Regions from separate parts of the Homo sapiens genome. Here region 1 is linked to region 2. The links are chromatin loops, found by intact Hi-C in ENCODE. Cell type or tissue: Calu3. All regions are shown on one strand. Links, peaks and the distances in the headings refer to the core of each region. The heading gives the core; the rest is flanking DNA.

Region 1 (13,113 bases), core at 2,686-10,685, 200 kb before region 2:
TGGGGATAATCCTGTAGAGAAGGAAAAACATGATATAGGATCCAGGGGAGGTGGCACTGCTGGAGCAGTGGCAAGGGTCAAGTGCCCAAGTGGAAGGGTTGGTTTAGATAGGAGAAGATAGGAGAATAATAATTTGGGCATAGTTCAGGAGGGAAGGCATATACGGGCACAGAGGCAATTAGGTGGGTAGAGGTGATAGTGAGGGTTTGTGGAAGTTAATTTGGTGTCTCTTCATTGGAAAAAACCCAAGAAGGTAACCAACTGAAATGAGGTTAGAGGAAGAGCAGGTGGAGGTGTTGGAAGTTTGATGAGATAACAAGATATGAATTAATCCTAATAAGGTCAAGAACTCAAACTTTGGAGCCATCTGCATAGATTTGAATCTTGGCTTGACCACTCACTGGCTACACGATCTGGGGGACGTTATTTTGACATTTTGTATCTCATTTTCTTCATCTGTTAATCAGACAAACAGAATCACATAGGATAGTTGTGAGAATTGTGCTAATACCCATAAATGTACCTAGAATATTTCTTCTAAAAAGTTGTTTTTAAAGAACAGTGTTGAGAAGGGAGAGTAGAACAAGGAATTCTATCTGTAACTGACTGAACAATCAATTGAGACAACACTACCTTCAATCCAGCCCCTAGAATATTTCTATTGTCAGCTAGTATGATGGGGGGAATGAATGGACTGGAAAATGAAGGAGGGTCCCTGGCAGCACTAGAGGCCCACATGACTAAGGAACTGAATGAGTGTTCTGGATTTACACTGAGACCCATCAGCATGGTGGCATGTTTTTCCCTTTACATTCACCTATTAGGAGGCAGATGTGGAACAGACTGAGATACGGATTTAACAAGCAGTGGGGTTTTTGTAGGTGAATGCAACATAACTGGGCAGGGACAAAGGTAGTGTTAAGATTGATGCAAAGGAGTGATTGTAATGATAGAGCGTGGAAGCTAAGCTGGGTAAGTATGGAAAGGAGGCCACATGGGATTGAGGACAGTGAGAACACCTGGATCAATGGATTGTTGGTCTGTGTGTGGTTGAAGAGTTGCGGTTTGCCTACTAGAGATAGCGAGCCAGAGGTATGAAAGATGTTGAGAGAACTAAGCATTATGACAACAGCAGTATTTGAAAGAGTGACAGCAAGCCAGGAGCTAAAAAGTTGAAAACATGATAGGTCTCATGATGTGTGGTGACCAACAAGGTGGGAGGTATTAGGGATATAGTCAGATGACATGAGATTCAGTGGTGAGGCATTCTTGGGAAGGAAGGTGGGAGAATGGTCTGGAAACAGCATTGAGGATTACCTATACAACTGTTAGGAGTTGTACAGGAGATATGAGAACACCATCAGCAGCACTGGAGAGGGCTGCAGAAGAAACAGTGTCCTCAGCAGAGAGCCAAGGCTCAGATCAAAGGCGTGGAGAGAATGTCAACACGAGGTTGAGAGTCTGAGGGTTGTTGCTGATGACTGTGAGACCCAGAGGGCAGAGGCAAAGGGTTTTATGAGCTAGAGAAGGATAGAAATGGGACCACAAGAGAGGATGTATGGAGTCTAGGAGATAAGGCATGATCTAGGGTTCCTGGCTTCTTGTGGCAATAACTGGCATAAAGAGGGTTAGAGGGCATGATGACAGCCCTGATCATCTTCAGGTAGATGCTGGGTGTGAGGGAGGGAGAGAAGTGAGCTCTCCCCAGGAGCTTGTAGAATTCTGGGCACCATTCTTCACACCTGCCACACAGGTGCTGTGGCGGGTGATAGAGGGGCAATCACTTCTACAGAAACAGGAAAACAGATTAAGTTCACTCCAGATACCCAGTTTGTAAGTGAAAAACAAACAACAACAACAACAAAACAGGATTTGGATTCACGTAGTCTGTTTTTACAACCTGCACCATTTATCATTGCTTGAGACAGCCTCATCCTCATTCTGCTCTCTCTCTTCCTCCCATATTCAAGCAGTTTTCAACATAACCCTCAGCTGCCACATCCTAGATGTCCTTTTGTTTTTCCATTCCCATCGCCATCTCTTTGTGGCCCCAATTCCTTTGGACTTCTGCAGCACCCTGCCTTACAGCTCCTCCAGCTTAGCAGTCCTCCAGTCCATCCTCCGTATCATGGCTAGAGTGGTCTTCAGAAACATTTGATCTCATCACTCCCTGGAGACAGTCTATCACAGTGTCAGGGGGAATTAAAAGGACATGGTGGCAACTGAATGGAAGTGATAATGTAGGAGGTGAAACGACCAAACCCTCCTTCCATCCTTCGCTTTAGCTCAGGCAGCTTCCACGTAGAAGGGTCTTTGGCTTGAAATACTTATGATGTTATCCTCGGTTGGAAATTTGGTTTTTTTGGAGATCTTGATTCTGATTCAGAGCCTGTCGCCACTTATTTTTTCAGTCGATGTTTATTCCTCAACTGTTTTTGCATCTGTTTACACAGTTCAAACATCCAGCCACTCTCCACTCTGACCTGAGAACATAGAGGCAGGGATTCCTGCTGGGTCATTGTGCTTTTGGTACAGAGTTAAAGTCTTGAGCAATTTCTCCTAATGGTTTTCTGTTGTTTTTGCTTTTGTTGTTGTTGTTTTTGAGACAGGGTCTTGCTCTATTGCCCAGGCTGGAATGCAGTGGTGCGATCATGGCTCATTGCAGTCTCAACCTCCCAGGCTTAAGCGATTCTCCCACCTCAGCCTTCCGAGTAGCTAAGACTACAGGCCCACGCCACCACTCCCAGCTAATTTTTTTTTTTTTTTTGGTAGAGACGAGGTCTCACTTTATTGCCCAGGCTGGTCTCCACTCCTGAGCTCAACTGACCCTCCCACCTTGGCCTTCCAAAGTGCTGGGATTACAGGCATGAGTCACCGTACCTGGCCCTACTAAGGGTTTTCTAGTGATCTTAAAATTAATTAAAATTAAGAATTCAGTTCCTTAGTCACTTTGCCACACTTTGAGATGGCTGAAAATAGCCACATGTGGCTTGTGGCTACCATATTGGACAACACAGATACAGAACATTTCCGTAATTGGAGAAGTTTCTACCAGACAGCCTTGGACCTTTGGAGAAGTGCAAACTCTTTCTTTCTGGAGACTTGAGTCCACTTCATTGATCTGGTCTGAAGTACTCATCTGGCAGCTACTTTATCTGCCAACGCAGCCACTGGCTTGGTCCTTCCTGGCTCTGGCCCATCTGTTTCTAACTTAGTTCCCTGGCCCTGACTGCCCCAGATCTGCCCCTGAGTTTTCTTCCTCTCACTGATTCTTGCTCATAAACTCTTCCCATGGCTTGATTCTTCCAGCCCTGTTGCTTGGCACCAGCTCCCCAGGCATTTTCTCTAGCAGCTCAGGGTCTGAGGAGAGGTCTTTTAGGACTGCCATCCATGTGCTACCTCCCCTGACCAGGCTGGAGGAGAGGGACCTCACCTCAGTAGTCTTGGGTGATGCTGAGGCAGCAACGTACTTCGTACACACACATTGGCATTCTTCTGTTTATTCATTTAACAGATGTTTCTAGGCCATAAGCTGTGTGCCCTGAGGTCCTTGGGCTGTGATAACATTGGGGAATGAAGCAGCCCTCTGATGTCTTGAGACTTCTCATGTTGAGGATAGCCACCACCATGCCCTGGAAGCTCTCACCACTCTAACTAGAAATGCTTAACTCACATCCTCTCTAAATAGAGTACAGGCAGCTGCACACTGAAACTGAGATTGAAGAGGATACAGTGAAACAGCAGGGTGAGTTCTAGGCAAACTGTGGCCATTGCAGACTTTCTGTTTTCCTCAGCCTCCTTGCTGACACCCTACCACCCTCAATGGCTGCCCTCCTCTTTTTTGGAGGAATACCTAATGCTTGCAGAATCGTCAGGCCTCTCTCCCTTCTTCTTCCTTCTCTAATCAAAAGAGGGAATCCCCTGAATTATTTCCATTATAATGTGTCTATGTTTTAGTCAATGCACTGAAATGTAAGCACTGTGACTAACGGTGGACTTTGTTTTTGAACATGAACCAGGTAAGAGAGAGTTGGGAGGTGGGGAAGAGAGTTTCTGCTTTTGAAACTCAGTAATGTTTATTAAAAAGCCCAGCCCTCAACATATACTTGCTTTTGATAATTTTCTTTACCTTGGCAGGGAGAGAGAAAGGGAGGGAGATTGAGTTGAAAAGCTTGAGACTTTCCCTGAGAGAGATCTTAGATTTTGGGGAGGTCGAGTAGGGAGGGAGCAGCACAGTTGGGACTATGGAAAGACCATTCCCAGTGGCTTCCAGGGATAGAGAGAAGCAAATGCCAGCATAGTGAGATCTTCCTTGCTCTCGTTTGTCTTGCCAAGCTCCAACCTACATTTTTATTTTGGTCTTACATCCCAATAATCCCCAACAAGATGCATGTACTTTGGCCAAAATGGATTGTTCCTTTAAAACTTACTAGTTTCTCATTTTAGTTAACAATATAGTTTTAAATAAACAACATATGGACCGGGCATAAAATTCTAAAGTGCAAAGTAGACAGTGATAAGTCTTTCTCTCATCCTTTCCCCTAGTCACCCAGTTATCCTATCTGGAGGCATTTATAAACATACACTTTTAGATATATATCTGAATAGGTATAGATATATCTCTATATAGATTTTCCCCAATGTAATTGAAGCATAATATATATAATGCTGTTCACGTTGCTCTGTTTTTTTTGTTTGGAAAAAGTAATAACATACTGTAGCTATAGTTCCCTATCAGTACGCATAGAACTGCCTCAAAAAATACACACATAGAAAAATTTTCTGACAGTACAAAGCAGTATATATAATAGAGTAAAAAAAAATCTCCATTCCTTCTGGATCTCAGCCCACTTTCTTCTAAGGTAATGTCTTATATTATGGTTCTTCAGGGAAACAGAATGAATAGGAGATTATATATATATATATAGTCAGATTATATATTATATATTTTATATATATATATTATATATATATATATTAGCCGGGAAGTTCCATGATTTGCCACCTGCAAGGTGGAGAACCAGGAAAGGTGGTGGTATAATTCAGTTCAAGTCTGAAGGCCCGAGAACCAGCAGCTTTGGCATCCAAGGATAGAAGAAGATAGATGTCCTGGCTGAAGAAGAGAGAGTGAATTTGTCCTTCCTCCACATTGTTCTATCCAGGTCCTAACAGACTGGATGTTACACTCCCACATTGGTGAGAGATCTTTACTCAGGGATCTTTACTCAGTTCCCTGATTTAAATGCTAATCTATTCCAGAAATATCCTCACAGACACACCCAGTAAATGCTTTACTGGCTATCTGGGCATCCGTTAGCCCAGTCGAGTTGACACATGATACTAACCATGACAAGGCTCTTACCAGTTTCTTAAACGGCTGTAATAATCAAAGTTCAGTTGTCCTAGAAATAGAAATCTTCTAGGAAGCTAAAGTAGACGGGACTTAATACAGGAAGTAGGTCCTTATGAAATCACTGGAAGGGCTAGAAGAATAGGGATAGGAGGGAGGGAGTGCTCCAGATGGAGCCACTGTTCAAGAGCATGGCTCCAGAGAGCAAAAAGCTACTGCTCCTGCCATCATGAAGCCAGAGGATATACCCTGGCAAGCTGGGTCACTTCATCACAATTGCATCTCATTCCCCATCTCCTTTCCTTGCTTGCTGACAGTAACAAGCAGGAAGCTGGCCTTCCGCTCATTCCTGACTTTCATATCATGTTAGTATATCTAATTGGAGGAGCCCAATTTTGCATCCAGGGCATTATCTGGAAAGGAATGTGGGAACTATGGCTTTTAGCTTTCCAGCTCTACAGTTTTGAAGACATCCTAGAAGGAGGATAGAGCAGAGGAGGATGGAGCAGAAGGTAAGAGAGCCAATCCACACAATATTCTCCCCCAAATATTCTACACATCTTTAACCATGTGCATGCACAACCTCACTTCTAAACAAATGAGATCACACTATACCTCTGTTCTGCATTTCAGGTTTTCCACGTATTGTGTATTAGTGGTTGATCCATCTCAGTACAGACAGCTCTACATCATTCTTTTTTATGCTGGCCTCCTATATTACTATACAGCTGTGCCATAATCAGTTTAACCAGTCCCCTATTCATGGGAATTTAGGTAGTTTTCAGTCTTTTGCAGTCACAAGCAATTCTGCATTGAGCAAGCTTTTGCCTAAGTTTGTGTGTGTTTTGAGGAGTATGCTAGAATAAATCAACATGGATTATTCTGACCCCAGAGAACAAGACTTTGTTTTCCCACCCCAAAGTCTTTGTGTGGTAATGCCTCATCCCTGCTGCTCATCTTCATCTACAAGGGATGCTGTCCACCCTGGAGACCTCCTTCTCATGCATACACGGTACTTAACACTCCACAGAGTACCTGATAACTGCACGAGAAGCTGTGATTAGTCCAGTTCTGCACATAATGACACTGAGGTGACGTAGAAAGTTTAGGTGACTTGTCCAAAGTCACACAGTTGGTTAGTGGCAGATTTGGGATTTGAACTCAAGCATCTGCTTCAAGAGTACATATTCTCAACCACTACAGGAATAGCATCTTATTTTCTAGAAACATAGAGCAAGTCCTTAGTCACCTTTGTGTCTTTGACTTTATCCACAATAAACAGCTGGTAGTAAATATGTGTTGAATGAGTAAATGAATTCTTATCGGATCTAGTTGGCAATTTATATGAAAACAGCAGTTTTGTTACTATGCACAACATGAAATTATTATTATATCATTTTGCCTGAGACACAACTCAAAGCAAAGATGTTTCTGGAAGCTGCCCTTCTTGTCCATTGAGAATTTTAATCAGGTAAAATTGAAATCATGCATTAGACAACCTACCTCAGTTCACCATTAGTCCACCAGGTGGCAGTATTATCTTGAAAAACCACAAGAAGCCTGCTTTCTCCCCAGCTCTTCCCCTGAATTGGTGTTTTAGAGTCATCAGAGTTGGCACAGAATAAACCCAAGATATTTGGTTATTACTGTGTTGACAAAGTAGCTTTGAAAGTTCAATTATAGTTATTAATAGATACCAGAAATGTGGAAATAAAATCTAACCAAGGTTCTATTTCTTTTTTAAATTGGTATATACTCTTTGTACATATTTATGGGTGGCGTGTGGTATTTTGTTGCACCCATAGAATGTTTAATGATCAGGTCAGGGAATTTTTTTTTTTTTTGAGAAAGGGTCCAGGTCCACACTGTCGTCCAGGCTGGGGTGCGGTGGTGTGATCATAGCTCACTGCAGCCCTGAACTCCCGGGCTCAAGTGATCCTTCCACCTCAGCCTCCCAAGTAGCTAGGACTACAGGTATGCATCACCATGCCCAGTTAATTATGTATTTATTTATTTTAGAGACCAGGTCTCGCTATGTTGCCTAGGCTGGTCTTGAAATCCTGGCTGCAAGCCATCCTCCCCAGGAGGCCTCTCAAAGTACTGGGATTATAGGTATGAATCACTGTGCCCAGCAAGTCAGGGTCTTCTGGTATCCATCACTTCAAGGATTTATCATTTCTATGTGTCGGGAACATTTCAAGTCTTCTCTTCTAGCTGTTTTGAAATATACATTGTTGTTAACTATAGTCACCCCACTCTGCTATTGAACATTATAACTTATTCCTTCTATCTAATTGTATGTTTTTACCCATTAACCAACCTTTCTTCATCTCCCTATCCTCTCCCCTGACACACCCTTCTCAGCATCTGTTATATATCATTCTACTCTATCTCATGTGATACTTGTCTTTCTGTGCCTGGCTTATTTCACTTAACATAATGACTTCCAGTTCCGTGCATGTTGCTGCAAATGATGAGTTCATTCTTTTTAATGGCCTAATAGTACTCCATTGTGTATATATAGCACATTTTCTCTATCCAGTCATCTGTTGATAATCACTTAGCTTGATTCCATATCTTTGCTATTGTGAATGGTACTGCAATAAACACGGAGTGCAGGTGTCTGTTTAATATACAAATTCCTCTTCCTTTGGATAAATGCCCAGCAATGGGATTGCTGGATTGTAGGTTAGTTCTATTTTTAGTTTCTTGAGACATCTTCATACTGTTTTTCGTAGTAGCTGTACTAATTTACATTCCCACAATAGTGTATATGAGTTACCTTTTCTCCTCTGTTATTTCTTATCTTTTCAGTAATAGCCCATTCTGACTGGTAAAAGATGATAAGTCAATATGGTTTTGATTTGTATTTCCCTAATGATTAGTGATGTTGAGCATTTTTTAACGTATCTGCCCATTTGTATGTCTTCTGTTTATTCATGTCCTCTGTCCACTTTTTCCTGGGATGATGATGATGATGATGATGATGATTGTTATTTTACTGTTGAGTTGTTTGAGTTCCTTGCATATTTTGGATATTAGTCCCTTGTTGGATGAATAGTTTGCAAATATTTTCTCCCATTCAATGGATCATCTCTTCCCTTTGTTGATTGTTTCCTTTGCTTTTTAGTTTAATATAGTCCCATTTGTCAATTTTTGTTTTTGTTTCCTGTGCTTTTGAGGTCTTAGCCATAAAATCTTTGCCTAGGCCAGTGTCCTGAAATGTTTCCCCTATGTTTTCTACTAGTAGTTTTATAGTGTCAGGTCTTATGTTTAAGTGTTTAATCTGTCTTGAGTTGATTTTGTATGTAGTGAGAGATAGGGGTTCAGTTTTATTCATCTGTATATGGTTATCTAATCTTCCTAGCCCCTCTTATTGAAGAGGATGTCATTTCCCCCATAAATACTCTTGGAAGCTTTGTTGAAAATCAGTTGGCTGTAAATATGTAGAGTTATTTTCTGGCTTCTGTATTTTGTTCCTTTGGCCTACATGTCTGTTTTTATTCCAATACCATGCTGTTTTGGTTACTATAGCCTTGTGACAAATATGTTTTGAAATCAGGTAGAGTGATGCCTCCAGCTTTGTTCTTTTTGCTCAGGATTGGCTATTAATGATCTTCTTTGGTTCCATACAAATTTTAGGATTGTGTTTTCTTTTTCTGTGAAAAACGACATTGATGTTTTGATAGGGATTGCATTGAATCTGTAGATTGCTTTGGGCAGTACGGTCATTGTAACTATATTAATTATTTCAATCCATGAGCACGGGATGTTTTTCCATTTGTTTGTATCCTCTTCAATTTCTTTCATCTGTGTTTTGTAGTTTTCATGTAGAGATCTTTTATCTCCCAACATTCTATTTCAATTAAACTTTTCAACAATGTAGACTAATGGAAAGAACAGAGCTATAATAATCTTGGGTAAGTCCTAGCTTCTCTGGGCCTCATCTTCAACATCTGTCAAATGGGGCAAATATTACTTCTCTTGCAGGATTGTTGTGAGAATAAATACAATGATATATGAACTGTGTCTTACTTACTTACTGTGTTTTTCACATGTTTGTGATTATGGAAAGTCTACTTGCCCTGCACCAGTTGGGAGTATTTTCTTAGTTGACCTGATTACTAACATCATTTGAATCACTTGGATAAGGGTTAAGTTAAAGTTTTCTTTTTATGTTATTATAAAGGATGTTTTCTAAATAAATTATTTACGTAAAAGAATATAACTGACTTGGGACTGACTGCTTACAAGCATTTTGAAAGTAAATGATATAATTGCAGTACATACAAGTAAGATACTGGGCTGGGCACGGTGGCTCATGCCTGTAACCGTAGCACTTTGGGAGGCCAAGGCAGTCAGATCACTTGAGCCCAGGAGTTTGAGACCAGCCTGAACAACATGGCGAAACCCCATGTCTACAAAAATAAACAAAAAATTAGCTGGGTGTGGTAGTGTGCACCTATAGTCCCAGCTACTCAGGAGGCTGAAGTGGGAGGATCACTTGAGACTGGGGAGGTTGAGGCTGCAGAGAGCTGTGATCACACCACTGCACCCCAGCCTGGGTGACAGAGTGAGACTGTCTCAAAAACAAAAACAAACAAACAAACAAAATATAATAAGATAATAACCACTAACCACTTGTTCATAAAGTAAGATGCCAGTTCCCACTCCCTCATTGGTGTTATATTAGACATTTTAAATAACGTTGTTTATGTCTCGAAACATATTTATTATGGCAGATTTTCCTTTATTTAAATTAACTACTGTGTGAGACTGTAGTTAACTACAGGTGGGAGTATGTGATGACTTAACTGAGCAGAAAGTTAAAAATATAAACTGTGTTAATTTGGTCAGGTGCAGTGGCTCACACCTGTAATCCCAGCACTTTGGAAGGCCGAGGTGGGTGTATCACCTGAGATCAGGAGTTCAAGACCAGCCTGGCCAACATGGCAAAACCTCATCTCTACTAAAAATATAAAAATTGGGTGGCAGCGTGTGCCTGTAATGGCAGCTACTCGGGAGGAGAATTGCTTGAACCTGGGAGGCAGAGGTGGCAGTGAGCCGATCTCATGCCACTGCTTTCCATATATATATATACACACACACACATACACACATATATATATACACACACATTCCATATATATATACACACACACATATATATATACACACACATATATATCTATATACTGTGTTAATTTAATGAGAGTTGGCAATTTTCTACAAGCAGTGTTATGAGGTATTGGACTCATATAAAAAATATATTCATAAAGTGGTTCAAAATGTTTAAAAAACACGACTTAAAAATACATGAGTTAAAAGCAATTTTTTGTTTGTTTTTTAGATGGAGTCTTGCTTCTTTGCCCAGGCTGGAGTGCAATGGCGTGACCTCGGCTCACTGCAACCTCTGCCTCCCGGGTTCAAGCAATTCTCCTGCCTCAGCCTCCCAAGTAGCTGGAATTACAGGCACGTGCCAGCATGCCCGGCTAATTTTTGTATTTTTTTTTTTTTTAGTAGAGATGGGGTTTCACCATGTTGGCCAGACTGGTCTCAAACTCCTGACCTCAAGTGATCTGCCCGCCTTGATCTCCCAGAGCGCTGGGATTATAGGTGTGAGCCACTGCACCTGGCCAAAAGTGATTTCTTTATAGGAAAAAAGTTGAAAGCAGTAGCCAGACTTTCTTTTACTGTTACTCATTTAGAATAAAATATTTTATGTCTCACCTGCCTCACCCATTCTTTTTTTTTGAGACGGAGTTTCCCTCTTGTTGCCCAGGCTGGAGTGCAATGGCCTGATCTTGGCTCACTGCAACCTCTGCCTCCCAGGTTCAAAAGATTCTTCTGCCTCAGCTTCCCTAGTAGCTGGGATTGCAGATATATAATGCCACCATGCCCGGCTAATTTTTTGTACTTTTAGTAGAGATGGGGTTTCACCATGTTGTCCAGGCTGGTCTCAAACTCCTGACCTCAGGTGATCTGCCTGCCGTGTCCTCCCAAAGTGCTGGGATTACAGCTGTAAGTCACCGCACCCAGCCTGCCTAACCCATTCTTATCTGCCAGTGGGAGTAGATGTAGATTATAATAAAGATTGAGAAAAAACAAAATAGACAATTCACAGTGAAATTTATTGACAGTAGCATATGTGAATTTCCTCATTATATAATTTCTAATATAAGACTATGAGTTTACACGTGATTCTTTACTATAAAATTATTACCCATAAACTTAAACATAACTCAGTGGTTTGATTTACTTACCTTATGAGTACATTGCAAGTTAATTAAGGTAGCATAAGTCAGTAATCATTAATGAGAGGAGTAATCATTAATGAGAGGAGTCTATGATCAACTTTTAAAGAGAACAATGTATAATTCTACTAAGTATAAGGTTGATCAAAACTGGAAAATTACAAATAATATGATGATGATGACTAACACTGATAATGTGCTTACTAAGGCACTGTTCTCACTAATGTACGTATATTAGCTTATTTAATCTTCATGATAACTGTGGGAGCAGGCACTCTTACTGTTCCTATCAACATTCCTATTTTTGCAAATAGATATTTCTATACTGTGTAGTTTAATAAAAATTAAACACAATCAGAAAGAAGTAACAGGAAGTAACCATAGATGCAGAGAAAATTTAAACAATTTATAAGAGTACTTGATAAAACTTTATAGAAATACATTTTAAAAGTGTGATTACATGAATGCTGTTTTAAAAAACATAAATAAATAAAATAAATTCCCAAAGAGACAGAAAACTGAAAATGGTCACTGACCAGGGAATTCATTGAGAAGGTAATCTGAGAAGCTCTGAACTCAAATATTTTATTAGTGAATTCTTCCAAACTTTCAAGGAAAATAAAATTCTAATTATACTTAAACTGGTCTAGGACTTAGAGAAAAAAACTTCCAACGTCATTTTCTAAAGCCAGCAAAACACAATATAAACCTGAAAAATTTGTTTTTGGTATGTTGTACTATAGTGGTGGGTTGCACTATTGTTCAAAATATTTATTGTCCCTCCTGGGGGATGGATTAATTATAGGCCTTCATCCCACTGACATCTGGCCTGTCTTTAGGACTTGACATGCTCCCCCTTGTGGCTGGATTACTTATCCCTATCCTGTTGAAGCCAAGAGTAGTTCTCCAATTTGCCTTGGCCAAATGGTCAATGAAATAAGGGCAGAAGTGACATTATGCCACTTAGAAACAGAAGTTTTAAAATAGAGTTCATGGTTCACCATGTCTCTCTTATCTCTACCATGATGACCACCAATGTGTCAGATAAGCTGCTTTATCCACTTCATTCCAGAGGGAAGATGGCATGGAAGAGAGGCACAGCAGATGGTGGACACAGACCATGAGTAAGAATTAAACCTTTGTTACTGTAAGCTGCTAACATTTTGAGATTGTTTGTTATCACAGCATAACCTAGCCTACTCTGACTGATGCACTCCTCTTCTCCCACACAAGAAAGCTGTGGACTACATTTACTTATGAACACTAATTTTAAAAATCTTTAATAAGGAAAAGATTTCAGGCATACATTGTAGGAATAATATACCCCCAGCTGAGATTCATTTCAGGAATGCAAATTTGATGTTCCTGATAAAATAAGAAGAGATTTATATTTCCCTGACATGCAATCTATAGTAGCTCAATAATGAAATACTAGAAATATTCCCATTAAAGTCAAGAATGTGACAAGAGAGCTTATTAACTCCCCTATTATTTAATCTTTACATCCAT
Region 2 (13,113 bases), core at 2,397-10,396:
TACCCCCTACCCTCTGACAGACCCTGGTGTGTAACGTTCCCCTCCCTGTGTCCACTTTATTCAACTCCCACTTACGAGTGAGAACTTGTGGTGTTTGGTTTTCTGTTCCTGTGTTAGTTTGCTGAGAATGATGGTTTCCAGCTTCATCCATGTCCCTGCAAAGGACATGAACTCATACTCTTTTTTATGGCTGCATTTTACAGAGCAATTCAGCCTTTTCTGTATTTCCTTTAGTGACTGACTTTGCCAGTCCTCTTTCTTCTCCTTGTCACAGGAAAGAACAGTCTCCATCATTAAAGGGACCATGATATGGATAGGATATCATGATGATATGATACTCATTTTGTATATTATTATAAAAAATCAGTATTTTCTCACACAGAAATAAAAATTCTCCTCACCACTTAGTTTATCAAAGGATTAAAGAATCATAGTTTGACTTGGAAAGAACTTTAGAGATCATCTGGTTAAACCCACTGTATGTTTGAGCTCAAAACTCAGAGGTTCCCCAGAGCTCACCTAGATGCAACACATTTGGCTCATATCTGAGATACTTTATTCTAGCTGAGTCAGATAAGCAGCCTAGAGAGAAAAAAAAGTATTAAACTCAACTAAGTATTCTAATAGAATTGCAGTGATCTTTACTTGAAAATATAGCTAAAGGTTAGTTTCTTTCTTGAGTTAAAGTAGAATCTAAGTTTGGTAAAAATGGAATTTTGTTTATGTCTTTGAAAGATGACTTGCTTAATTTTATTCAAGCCATTGATTAACTTAGGAAAATTATGCCCTGGCTTCAATTTAAAAATGCAGTTAACCCTTGAAAAACTCAGATTAGGGGCACCAATCCCCTGCACAGTCAAAAATTCATGTGTAACTTTGACACTCCTCAAGCTTAACTACTCATAGCCCACTGATGACCAGAAGCCTTGTCAATAACATAAACCATTGATTAATATATATTTTGTATGTTACATGTATTATATACTATATTCGTATAATAAGGTAAGCTAGAGAAAAAAATGTTCTTAATAAAATCATAAGGAAGATAAAATACATTTACCATTTATTAAGTGGAACTGGACCACCACAAAGGTCTTCATCCTTGTTGTCTTCACATTGAGTAGGCTGAGGAGCAGGAGGATTAGGAAAGGGTGGTTTGTCTGCGTGTTTTATCAAATTGTCAAAAAATCTCCAAAAAAATTACCAATATATTTATTGGAAATAATCCATATAAAAGTGGACTCATGCAGTTCAAACCCGTCTTGTTTAAGGATCAACTGTATAATGATTTAGAGCTTCTGTGTAATTGATAATTGCAACCAAATTTTGGGGCTGAGGATACTTTCTCTCCATAATTGAATTCTTTGCTTTAGAGATTTCTATGGTGGGCAGGGGTGGGGGTTCAGGAGATGTAAAAATCTGTATCATAAAAATTTATCAAACATGGAGTTATATGATTCAACAATTATACTCCTAGGCATATACTTAAGAGTAATGAAAACATGTATCTACACAAAAACTTTTACTTGAAAGAATGTTCATTGCAGCATTATTAATAATAGACAAAAAGTGGAAACAACTCAGATATCCATCAGCTGAGGAATAGATAAACAAAACAAAGTAGATACCTCCTATCTATCTATCTACCTATCTATCTAATGGAATACTATTTGGCAGTAAAGAGGAATGAAGTACTAATACATGCTACGGCATGGGTGAATCTTGAAAACATTATGCTACATGAATCCAGTTTCAAAAGACTACATATTGTGCAATTCAATTTATATGAAATATCCAGAATAGGCAATTCTGTTGAGACTGAAAATAGATTAGTGGTTGCCTTGGGCTGGGGTGTGGAAGGAGGATGGTGAGGTGGTTGGGGAGAAATGTGGAGCGATTGCTAATGCGTGTGGGGTTTTCTCATTGGAGTGATGAAAATATCCTAAAATTGATTATGGTGATGGTTGCAGAACTCAATATACTAAAACCCATTGAAGTGTATACTCTAAATGGGTGAATTGTATAGTATATGAATTATACCTTAATAAAGCTGTCATAAAAACATATATGGGGGAGTATATACCAACATTTAATGGTAGTTATATTGATTTTTTTGTTTAGTTTTTTTTCCAAGTTTTTATTTATTTTATTTATTTTTTTGATACAAAAGACTTTATTGCAGCATGGGCTTCATGTTCACATTGGTTCTCCTTGCCCAGCAAGTCCCCCAGGAGCCTTGTGAGCAGCTCAGATAGATGCTGCACACACACTCAGTTTGTGTCACAGCTGAGGAACCCCAAACTAAGAAATCCCAAATCTTATAAGGAGACTGCTAGCAAGCCTGCCCAACCCTTGCACTGGAAGAGGCTGTTATCTTTACTACCCTGGTCTGAAAACAAATCTGCCTTCATCCCCAGGGGAAACACTATTTCTCGGTTTCAAGACTGTTGGCCACAAAACCATCCTTCAAAAGATAATCCGGTAGAAAAGTTTTCACAGTAAGAGTAGGCACACCATGGAGAATGGCCTGCAGCAGTCTGGTGTTGCAAGAGGGCTACTGTGGCTCCAAAATCATTTCTTCATTGAACTCTATTCAGACAAAAAGAGCAATGGAAAAAGATCCTTTTGCCCTGCAACTTTTTTTTTTTCTATTAGTGATAGAAGCCTTTTTTGGAGAGGTGCCAGGAAAGTTTCTATTAAGACTCTGGCCAGAATTGGATCATATGTTAACCTCCAGACAAAAAAAACTGTGTAAGAGGAGGGACTTCTCCACTGTCTTAAATAATTACTTTTGTCTTTAAAAAAAGAAACACAAGTAATTTAAATGAAAAAAAACCTGTATTTTAAAGAAGATGTCTTAAATTCTTTCTGAAACAATATAGAATAGAAATATAAAAATGATATGCCAAGGAGCACATTTTGGAGTTGCTTGAGGCCAAGGATTTCTTCCATCTTGGTTTCTTCTCCCCAGCTGCTGCTCAGTAGGGACCAGTGGAGCTTGTTGAATTGAGTGGAATGTTGGGCTCTCACTCACTGATAAGTCTCATTTTGATATTTCTGTAAATAAGTGCCTCATTGTTGCTCCCAGTCCATATTTATACCGAGCAGGCAAAATGAAAGTTCTTATTAGTAGTCCCACTTTTAGGAAAAAAAAAAAAAAAGGAATAACTGGGATATTGAAACAAACTTTCAAAGTGTGACAACAGTCTCTGAATTAAGAGTGGCAAGTAGTCTCTCAAGTGCCTTTGCCATTTTAATTCTCTGGCCATTGTGAATTGAATTTGTACACTAGGATAAAACATTGTAGCAACACATGCAGGTGCAGTAGTTAGTAGTGAAACAGCAATACTTACTAAGTGGAGAGGAAAAGGGTTGGCTTTTGGACTTACAGAGCTGGAAGGGTGGGAGGAAGTAAGGAGAAAAGGATTCATCTGTCTATGAATCTGGCAGTTCAGAAGTTGTGATAAAATAGCGCCAGTATTGGAAGTGTTTCAATTAGTTAATTCTAAAAAGTAAACAACTTTTCCTTCTCTGTCCTGATCCACAGCTTGTCTAACCATCCACCACATCTTGTCAGCTATGTATATTTTGGGCCACCAGATGTAGGTGGAGATGAGAAGCATTTATTCAGCACCTGTTAAGTGCAAAGCACCCAGCTTGGTGCTGGGGATACAAGGGTTGAGCGGAAATCGATCTGGTCCCAGCTCTCCCAGAATTTACAGCCTATTGAGAAAAAAAGATTCATTCAAAGACTATGAACTACCCACCATGTATGCCAGAGAGGCACAGAGGCTGCTATGAACACTACCATCAGGGTGTTTTTCTGACATTTGTGGGGGCAGGCAGAGCAAACTGAGAGCATGATCCTGGTTTTCCACCTGTGCTTTTGACACTACCCTGTAGATGTAAGCCAGTGGTGGACTTGGTTGTTAACAAGACAACACTGGTGGTCTGGCTGCGTCTGACCACGATTCTTCTGCCACATCCAAATGGTGATTAAAATCAGAATACTGAGCATCCTGTGTTTTTGGTTGTAAGCTTTTTTATTTGCTTAAGTCTAGACTCTGTGGTCTCATTTGCAAAATAAGACAGTAAGACATGTGCATAGAGGTGAGTTTTTTAGGCGAATCTGTTTCTTAATGAGACACTGGCATGAATCTTACAGCGACTTAACCCTGTTCACTGGTGCAGTGTCACTAGTAAACATAAGTCTTAGAGATTATCTCTTGTTCCATTATAGTTTGGCAATAACAAAAACCATGTTTATCAAGTTTGGCAAGTCTGATTTAGAGGAGTAATCCTTACTTCTGGGTGGGCTTGAGGGCAAGATTAATAGGCCTTTAAAACAGAATAGGTAGAGTTACTGATACCATTATCTGCTAAAGGTTGCTATAGCAATGAGTGGTTTGATTGCACTGTGTAATTGGTGGTACAGTGGGTTAGTGTAAAAGGATCCTACTAATTTAACAGAAACTCTCCTAGAGCAATTTAATTAATCCATTAGAATGAATGCCAAATTCTTTGAAAGCTCTAAGATATGGTTCTGTTTAGTTCTAGGTTAATTAAAGATACATTATTATCTGGAATCAGCACAGTATCACTAATATTTTTAAATGATTTTTGGATAAAGACTTTCTACATTTAAGTTATTTTTTAAATGATGAGGTACAATTTTTAATGAAGACATATATTTTAATATAGTTTGTGGTACTTGTTCTGAAGTGAAAAAAATTGCACTGGACTACACGGAAAAACGTAGGCATGGCAAGCTATAAAAACTAGTTCACTGGCCTTTTGAGAAGGGAAAGGAAGCTGGAACCTAAATGCACTACCAGGTGTGAACACATCCTCTGTAACTGCAAACTTCACTAACAGATGAGATTGCCTTTTCCATTAGCAATCTGGATAAAATGTGTACTGTTCTTCCGAATAAATGCTGTATGTACAGAATTCTTTAGGAATGCAATATAATGATCATTTAAGAGTTTATGGCTGAGATGACTTTAAAGGAATGAATGTCCTAAAACAGGCAAAGTAAAAGGGTGTGACTCTTGATGTCTGTGCAGATGTGTCTGTTGAAACTCTGGTCCAGGTTATCCTTCCCTTCTTTTTTTTTTTTTTTTTTTTAACGCCTTTGTGGTTTCTTTCCTACTTATCCCAATTTTTAGTGTTTGAGTATATGAGTTTCAAAACCAAACCAAATCCCTACTGTACACTTATAATGTGCCAAATACCATGGTAGGTGCTTCACATCAATTTTCTGCATCTATGTAGTGGGACAAAAATGCTAATTTTAACTATGTGTTTTGGACTTTGGCACTTGAAAGCAGGTCCTTGAAGGGTGAAATTAGCCCATTTTGACATTCCTACCTCTGGCAATGTTACTCTGCTGCCACCTGGAGGCCTTCTGTGGGATGTGCATTTAAAGGCCGGCAGGGATGCTGTGTACACAAGCTGCCTGGGCTGGGTGTCCACTATGATCTTGTCCTCATTCCCTGCTGAGATCAGTTGACATGACCACACAAAATTGGGGTTATTACTTTGTTCGCTGGTTATTTCCTTGTTGGTTTAATCATAGAAGCTAATATGCATTATAAATTCAAGAGCAATATACTATTGTGGCATGCAAATGTAGTATTACTTGCTTTCTGCAAAGCAAATTCAAAGTTATTGTTGTCCAGATTTTTAGAAACACAAGACAAGGATTGTTGGTTTCTCTGCTCCATCCTGATCTTATTACTTATAGCTCCATCCTTGTAATTTGTCATCTTTATTATGATTTGTCATGTAGAGCCATATAAATGAATACCTTATACATTTTCTAAGCATAAACATGGATGATAACTCCTAGCATTGTTGCCCAGAAGTGAGAAGAGCTTGAATAAATCCACCTGCAGATTTGGGGCATTAGATAAATTAATAGGAGTGACAAAACGGAATAGGGAAGGTCTAGGTAATGAACCTGCTGGAAAACTTCAGGCGTTTCCCCAGGATTAGCATAAAGCAGGGCTGTGGGGGAAGGGATGTGGAGATTCCAGAAAAGGAGTGAGACCCCACAATGTTGTATGTTAATGCAAATCTGGGGTAGAGACTTTCAGTCATATGTCCTTGCTAGGGATATCGAGTGCTTTAATTTTCCCCAGGCCCAAACCTGTTCTTGGTGGTTATTTCGACAATAGCGGCTCTTGTTTAAGGGCAACTGAGTATTTGGGAACAGAACCAATCAATTAAACCACAGATAAAAATGCTGCCTTGGGTGAACCTTTTTTTTTTTTTTTTCTTCATCCCAGTACATCCTGACCACTACTGTTTCCAGGAAACCCTTTATTCAGAAAGAGGACACCCGGTGTGCCCGGGGCTGAGGTTGGAGCTGAGGGCTATGCTGGTGTTCTTGACCTTCAGTGATGTGTAAGGAAAAGCCAGACCTCTTATATAATGAATTACGCTCTTTTAAAACATATTGAAATCTGTGGTATTTGAGGAAATAGACATGTGGGATTTCCTCAGGTGGGTACGAGTCACGTCCTTACAATCTGCTATTTTGAAGAACTTGCGGTAGTGAGCAGCCTTCCTTTGGAATCAAGGGCATTTATTTATTTAATGATAATTTTTTCCCCTTCAGGATTTCCTGTGAGAGCTCCTGGGCTTGTTTCCATCTTAGTCCACACAGATAATACCAGAGTATGGACAGTCGGGTTATTAGACACTCTGCTCTGTGGAGAGCTGATTTTTAAGAGGCCTAATCTAAAAACCTATCTCTGTGCAGAAGGCTCCTGGGCAACTCATTTACACTTGTCAGCTAGTAGTTGTTGTTCTTCTTAACAAAAGCTCCCATCAGCAGATCCTGATAATTATTTCTTTTGCAGAGATTAAGAATTCAGTGTCCAGCAGATCAGCAGCTGAAAAGGAAGATATAAAGGTAATGAATGACTCCCTGCTTCTTTCTTTGCACGTCTTTCCATAAAGTAGAAATGAAGATTTAGTGGTAATAAAAATGTTTAAAAAACACTAAAAAAAGGATGTGCCCCAAGTCACTTTCAGAATAATGTGAAATTCTGTTTTCTTTTTCTTTCTTTTTTTTTTTTTTTTGAGATGGAGCCTCGCTCTGTCACCCAGGCTGGAGTACAGTGGCACGATCTTGGCTCACTGCAACTTCTGCCTCCTGGGTTCAAATGATTCTCCTGCCTCACCCTCCTGAGTAGCTGGGACTATAGGCGCCCACCACCACGTCTGGCTAATTTTTGTATTTCTAGTAGAGATGGGGTTTTGCCATGTTGGCCAAGGTGGTCTCGAACTCGTGACCTCAGGTGATCTGCCCGCCTCGGTCTCCCCAAGTGCTGGGATTACAGGCATGAGCCACCGTGCCCAGCCCCATTTTCTTTATCAAATTCTTAATCCCTATTCTTTATAACCAAACCTAGCTATCTTTCTGAGTTGTAGTTGTATATGCAAGATGATTGAATACATTCTGCAAAACAAATTTCTACTTGAAGTTTGATGTTTATAGATATTTGACAACAATGTGATTACAAGAGTAAATGTGGGAGATGTCCTCTGAGAATAAAATAACCTGTGTACAGCTTTCAGGTGTGTTTCAGCTTGGGATAGATTCATTACTCACTTTTAGCTGTTAAATAATATTAAGTATAAGACTAGTTTTCTGTTTACATGTGATGATACTTGTAACATGTTTTCATTGATGCTTTCCAAGGTTGTTTTTCTAGTTCACAAAAATAAACATTAGTGTAGCATATATGTAATTTTTTAAAAATCCACCTGACTTTATCTCTTCCAGCGTGTCAAAAGCCTGGTGGTTCAACACAATGAACATGAAGACCAGCACAGCCTAGATTTGGGTATGAAATAACGCTTTTACCTATACTCGTAGGGGCATCCCAGATCCAGGTTTAGAGTGGACAAGAAGCAAGTAAATTTTAACATAAAATATTCCTTCCTGGTAACCTTATCTATTTCCTGAAACGCATCCAGATAAATTTTATTTGTAGGATCATTTGTAATACTATGACTCTAGAGGTTGAGACTCCATTTACAATCTAAAAAACAAGGCAATCAAAGCTTTTCCTGAACAGTTTTACTCTGAGCCAGAAGCTGGCTCTGGACTTGTCATATGTTCCCTTGTTATTTCTGTGAAGTAGGCACTACCAGTCTCAGGTTCAGGTGAAGCAGTTGAAGCACTGGTGGAGAGTAGATGGTGGAACCGAGACTCATAACTTCATTCCACCTGGCCCTAGAATCTCCAAGCTTACCAAAATCCCATTTTGATGCCCAGTGGGGTCCCCTTGGAGCTGAGCCTATGTGATCTACACTGCTGAGCTCAGGAAAAGACCAGATGTTTGTTCTGGGATTTGAGTCTGATGTGAGTGTCCTTTCAGAGGAACCAGGTGTTCCTCCACCCTTGGCAAGGTAGAGGTATTTCCTCCCTCTGACCTGGGAATTCTCATCTGATTACAATATTCTGTTTCACAACTCCCTGAGGACCCCTTCCTAAATCTCCTCCCAGGTACTCTCTATTTCTTCAAGGCTAATTTGGACCCCAGCCCTATCTCTTGAGTTACTTAGAGGTGAATAGAGCATAATGAAGCTAATGGGGTGTTTGAAGATACAGGCTGAGCTATCAGCAGAGGCTGAGTTTGGGCACCTGGATGTCTGTGAAGACCTCTGGGGCTGACAAGTGAGAGGCAGATGAGCACGAACCACTCCAGTTGGTTTCCTCTGGTTCTGTGAAGCTGAGGCATCTCACACACCTGGAAGGCACACATGGGCAGGACAGTCTTAGAAGTTGCAAGGGGTGAGGTGTTGCTGATGGTAGTGACTGAGGGCTCAAGCTGATGTGAAATCAGGAAAAGCTAAATCAATGCTCAGAGTGAGATTAATGGAGAAGGTGGGTAACCCACGGGGTCACCGTGAGCCTACACGTGCATGGGGCTCCCTGGAGGCTGAGGGAGTGTGGTTGGTATGCTGTGCCAACACACGACAGAGCAGTTACAACCATTCGGAAATCATGCTGTGTAGAGCAGAGCAAGGAGGAAGCACCCTTGGTGTTGGTTGATGGTGTTGCTAGTAGCTTGGCCACATGCCAGAGGTGGTTTCCAGGATCTTGCTGCATGTGGCCCTACTGAAATTGGAACAGAAATTTAGACCCACACTAAGCAATATACACGTCCTTAATATTTTTGCTATTTAAGGTAAGAGTAATGATTTACTTACAGAAGAGGGGAAGAGGAAGGCAAAAAGAGAGCAAACATCTCTGTATAGATGGCTGTTGTGGGCCACTGATGTCAGGGCCATTGCTGTTACTCACGCACACAGGATGTCTCAGCTACAAATTGCATCATGCTCCTGGGAATGTTAGCTTTGAAGAATGTTTGCTAAGATGAATTGCTGGGGGAGGGAGGTAGGCTACTAAAAGTATTAAACACTGAGACGATCTTAATTTCAGGTTTTAAAAACTCACTCTAGTTTCAAACTTGTAAACTTGTGAGCAAGAAGCATGTGCTACGGAAATTGTAGTAGTCTGACCTCGTCTGAGTGTTTTGTCAGTAACATCATTAAGTCTGTGAAGGATTTGAGAAAGATAAATGAGCACAACTTTAGTCCAGTGATTTATGAAAAGGACCATGATGAGTGTTTGTTGTGCTAGCATTTTCTTTTTGGTTCATTTAAACTTTTTGAATTAATAAAGTCCCCTGAGTTTTTGCAAAGGAAATTATAACAGATTTTCAAAGAACCTGAGAGAGAAGGGGACAGCAAGCTGTGAGCAATAGTCAGATGGTCAGACACAGTCTGGAATAGGAAATGGGCTCTCCCTGGAGGCCACTTCAACACTCTTTTGTTATTTGTTATCTGTTATTTTTTATTTTTTGAGATGGAGTTTTGCTCTGTTAGCCAGGCTGGCATGCAGTGGCGCCATCTTGGCTCACTGCAACTTCTGCCTCCTGGGTTCAAGCAATTCCCCTGCCTCAGCCTGCCGAGTAGCTGGGATTACAGGCACCCATCACCATGCCCAGGTAATTTTTGTATTTTTAGTAGAGTCGGGGTTTCGCCTTCAAACTCCTGACCTCAAGTGATCTGCCAGCCTCGGCCTCCTAAAGTGCTGGGATTACAGTCATGAGGCACCACATCTGGCCTCTTTTGTTATTTTATAAGTGCTTTATTCTGCCCAGTCTCTGAGGAAATGCTGATAAATGGTGTGGGATAAACACATGATAAATGCTGATAAATAGATATGTAAGTCTTTGCTGACTTGTATTATTCAGAATTGTGTGGTGTGGATGTGGCCTCATCAGTGACACAAGTGCTGTTCCAGTGGCACCCTCTGTGCTGATGGACACATTTTATAGCTGTTCTATCCAGTGTAGTAGCCTGTGGCCACCTACGTCTATTGAGCATGTGACATGTGACTGAGGAATCGGATTTTTAATTATCTAATTTTATTGTATTGGACAGGGCAGAACAGAGTAAGTTCCCTTTGTGGTGGTGTTTTCTTTCTCCTTCTAGAAGTGTTTTATGCATTTATTGTTTTCTATTTTTTTTAAGTTGTTGTGGTACATTGGAGATGTATATATTTTTAGGGTACGTGAGATGTTTTGGTACAGGCATGCAATATGAAATAAGCACATCATGGGGAATGGAGTATCCATCCCTTCAAGTATGTATCTTTTGAGTTTACAAACAATCCAGTTACACTCTTTAAGTTATTTTAAAATGTACAGATTAGGTTGAGTATAGTCACTCTATTGTGCTATCAAATAGTAGGTCTTATTCATTCTTTCCATTTTTTTTTGTACCCATCCTTTGTAATGTTTTATTGACCTTTCAGGGCATCAAGAATTAACACTTACCATTAGTTTATAAGCTGAAAATGATGGTTGGAGAAATGTCTTGGGTGAGTAACAACTGGCAAGCTCATCCAAGCCGGTGCCCCAGAACCAGCTCCGCAAGGAGCTGACATCTATGTCTAATGCAGGACTTATGGCCCCATTCTCTGCAGATGCTGTAAGGGGTCGGCATTTTGTCGAAGGGGAGAATCATCAGTTGAAGGGCTAAGATCTGCTTCTGTTGCTATCATAGTGCAGAGTGGGACTCCTTCATATTCTAGGCAGGTAGGATGGGGAAAAATGGCAAAGCATTTGAAGGAAACAGAAGAAAAGAAGGTAGATGAAATGAAATGGGTCAATACCAAAAATAAGAAAAAAAGGGTCTACTTGGCTCAAGTAAATGGCACTAAACGTGATTAAGAAATAGGATCTGGCCAGGCGTGGTGGCTCATGCATGGAATCCCAGCACTTTGGGAGGCCAAGGTGGGTGGAACACTTGAGGTCAGGAGTTTGAGACCAGGCTGGCCAACATGGTGAAACCCTGTTTCTACTAAAAATACCAAATTAGCCAGGCGTGGTGGCGCATGCCTGCAGTCCTGCTACTTGGGGGGCTGAGGCAGGACAATGGCTTGAACCTGGGAGGCAGAGGTTGCAGTGAGCCAAGATCGCACCGTTCATTGCACTCCAGCCTGAGCAACAGAGCGAGACTCCATCTCAAAAACAAATAGGAACTGCTTAAAGTTTTGATCCTATTTCTTAATCATATTTAATGCCATTTACTTGAGCCAAATGGACCCTTTGGGCAGCAGCAAATGTTGTGCCAAGGAGAAGGGGAGTGAACATCTTGCAGGAACAAGTGGACAGCCTGTGGGAAATGGAGTAGATGGGGAGTCTCAGCTGTAAAACTGGAATCCCAATTGCAAACAAAGATGCATAAACCATCACTGAATCAGCAAAGCTGCGAATGGCTTGATTAGACACTATCTTGCAAACTCTACTTTTAAGAGGTTGAATCTGAAAAAATAAAGCTATGTGGCTTTGGTTAGAAATTAAGATATCCAGTTAAATGTTAAGTTCCTCCTTGAGGACTGTGAAACCATAATGCCAGTGTCTCAGGGGGAATTACAGAAGCTCCTGGAACATGATGCTCCTGTTCTTTCATCGAATAATATGTCAAAGTGTGAGTGAGGTTGTGGGTGACAGACCAGATGTGGTGACACTCATACTGAAGCTGATTTTCCTGCAATAATATATCACTCATGGTCTGCATTAGATTAAAGAGGACATGAAATTTATTTGGCCAAAGCTGAATATCTTATGACTATTTGGATGGAAAAAATGAAGGGTTGGTGAAACTGACATGTCAAAACAAGAACTGTGTGAGCATGTTTTGACTTTCCCTATGAGGGAAGGTGATAGGGAGATAGAGACACTCCCTATAGGTGATAGGGGACATGAGGATAGCACTGGCTGGCATCCTCCTTTCTGCTTGGAGAGTCTCAGTACTTTGAAGCTCTAGGCATGAAGCGCTGCCTCATCTACTCTTCCAGGTCTGGCTGGTAGAGAGTGGGCTTGGCGCAAGTGCAAGAGAAGATATTAAGCATAGTATCTTGCAAAGTAAGCCTCTTGGAAAAAAATTATGTTAGTCTTCTATAATTATAGAAATAATAAATGTTCACAATAGAAAAATTGGGAATTTTAGAAAGAGTAGAAAAAGAAATCCCTATAATATCCCCACCCAAAGGCAGTTACTATTAAATTTGGGTATATTTCCTACCAGCATTTTTTCTCATGCATGCATTTCTTTTTTACGTAGCTGTGATCATGAAAACAAGATAATTCGTGTCCTGTGTTATTCATTTGACATATTCCATAAGTAAGCTCCATTATAGAAAGTAACTTAAAATGATGTTGTATGTTTGTTTTTGTTTGTTTATGTTTTAATAAAGCATGTGGATTACTTCTATAAGACGAAAGGGAAAATGTAGATCCTATGCACAAGTATTTATTTCCCTCCAAACCCCCTTTTTATAATATGTATTGTTGATTTTATAGAGTGACCTGATCAGTACATGTAGGGGCTCAAATCACAGCTATTCTTTAATACTTCGGGTTACTTCATTGCTATTATTGTTTGTTACTAATATGTAAGATGAGGAAAAGACAACCTTTTGGTGGGTGTTGGGACTGGGAGGGAGGGCATTGAGGACAGATGAACCAAAGCTGGATATGGAAGGAAACCCAACTTCATACCAAAAAAAACAAAACAAAACAG

Evidence for each region. A loop is a pair of places that touch in the nucleus more often than their neighbours do. Peaks named below come from ENCODE experiments on the same cell type or tissue, not always from the same donor. Only the 100,000 strongest peaks of a DNase experiment are listed, where the experiment ranks them.
Region 1: it touches region 2 in a loop (13-fold over the local background); 106 of 110 quality-filtered maps call a loop at or near these places.

What each region holds. Positions count from the first base shown.
Region 1 is chr5:73,584,418-73,597,530 of GRCh38, forward strand. No RefSeq gene overlaps it. Among named protein-coding and RNA genes, the nearest start is that of UTP15, 25 kb to the left of the region's middle. In Calu3, for the core only: a CTCF peak has its summit at 6,921 (motif pointing right); DNase peaks (open chromatin) are centred at 6,894 and 7,414.
Region 2 is chr5:73,787,536-73,800,648 of GRCh38, forward strand. It overlaps ARHGEF28 (Rho guanine nucleotide exchange factor 28), which reads left to right. Exons shown (of 36, transcript NM_001177693.2): 8 at 6,867-6,919; 9 at 7,796-7,856. Among named protein-coding and RNA genes, the nearest start is that of ARHGEF28, 170 kb to the left of the region's middle. RefSeq lists an enhancer at 8,506-9,705. In Calu3, for the core only: a CTCF peak has its summit at 5,412 (motif pointing left); DNase peaks (open chromatin) are centred at 5,406 and 9,096.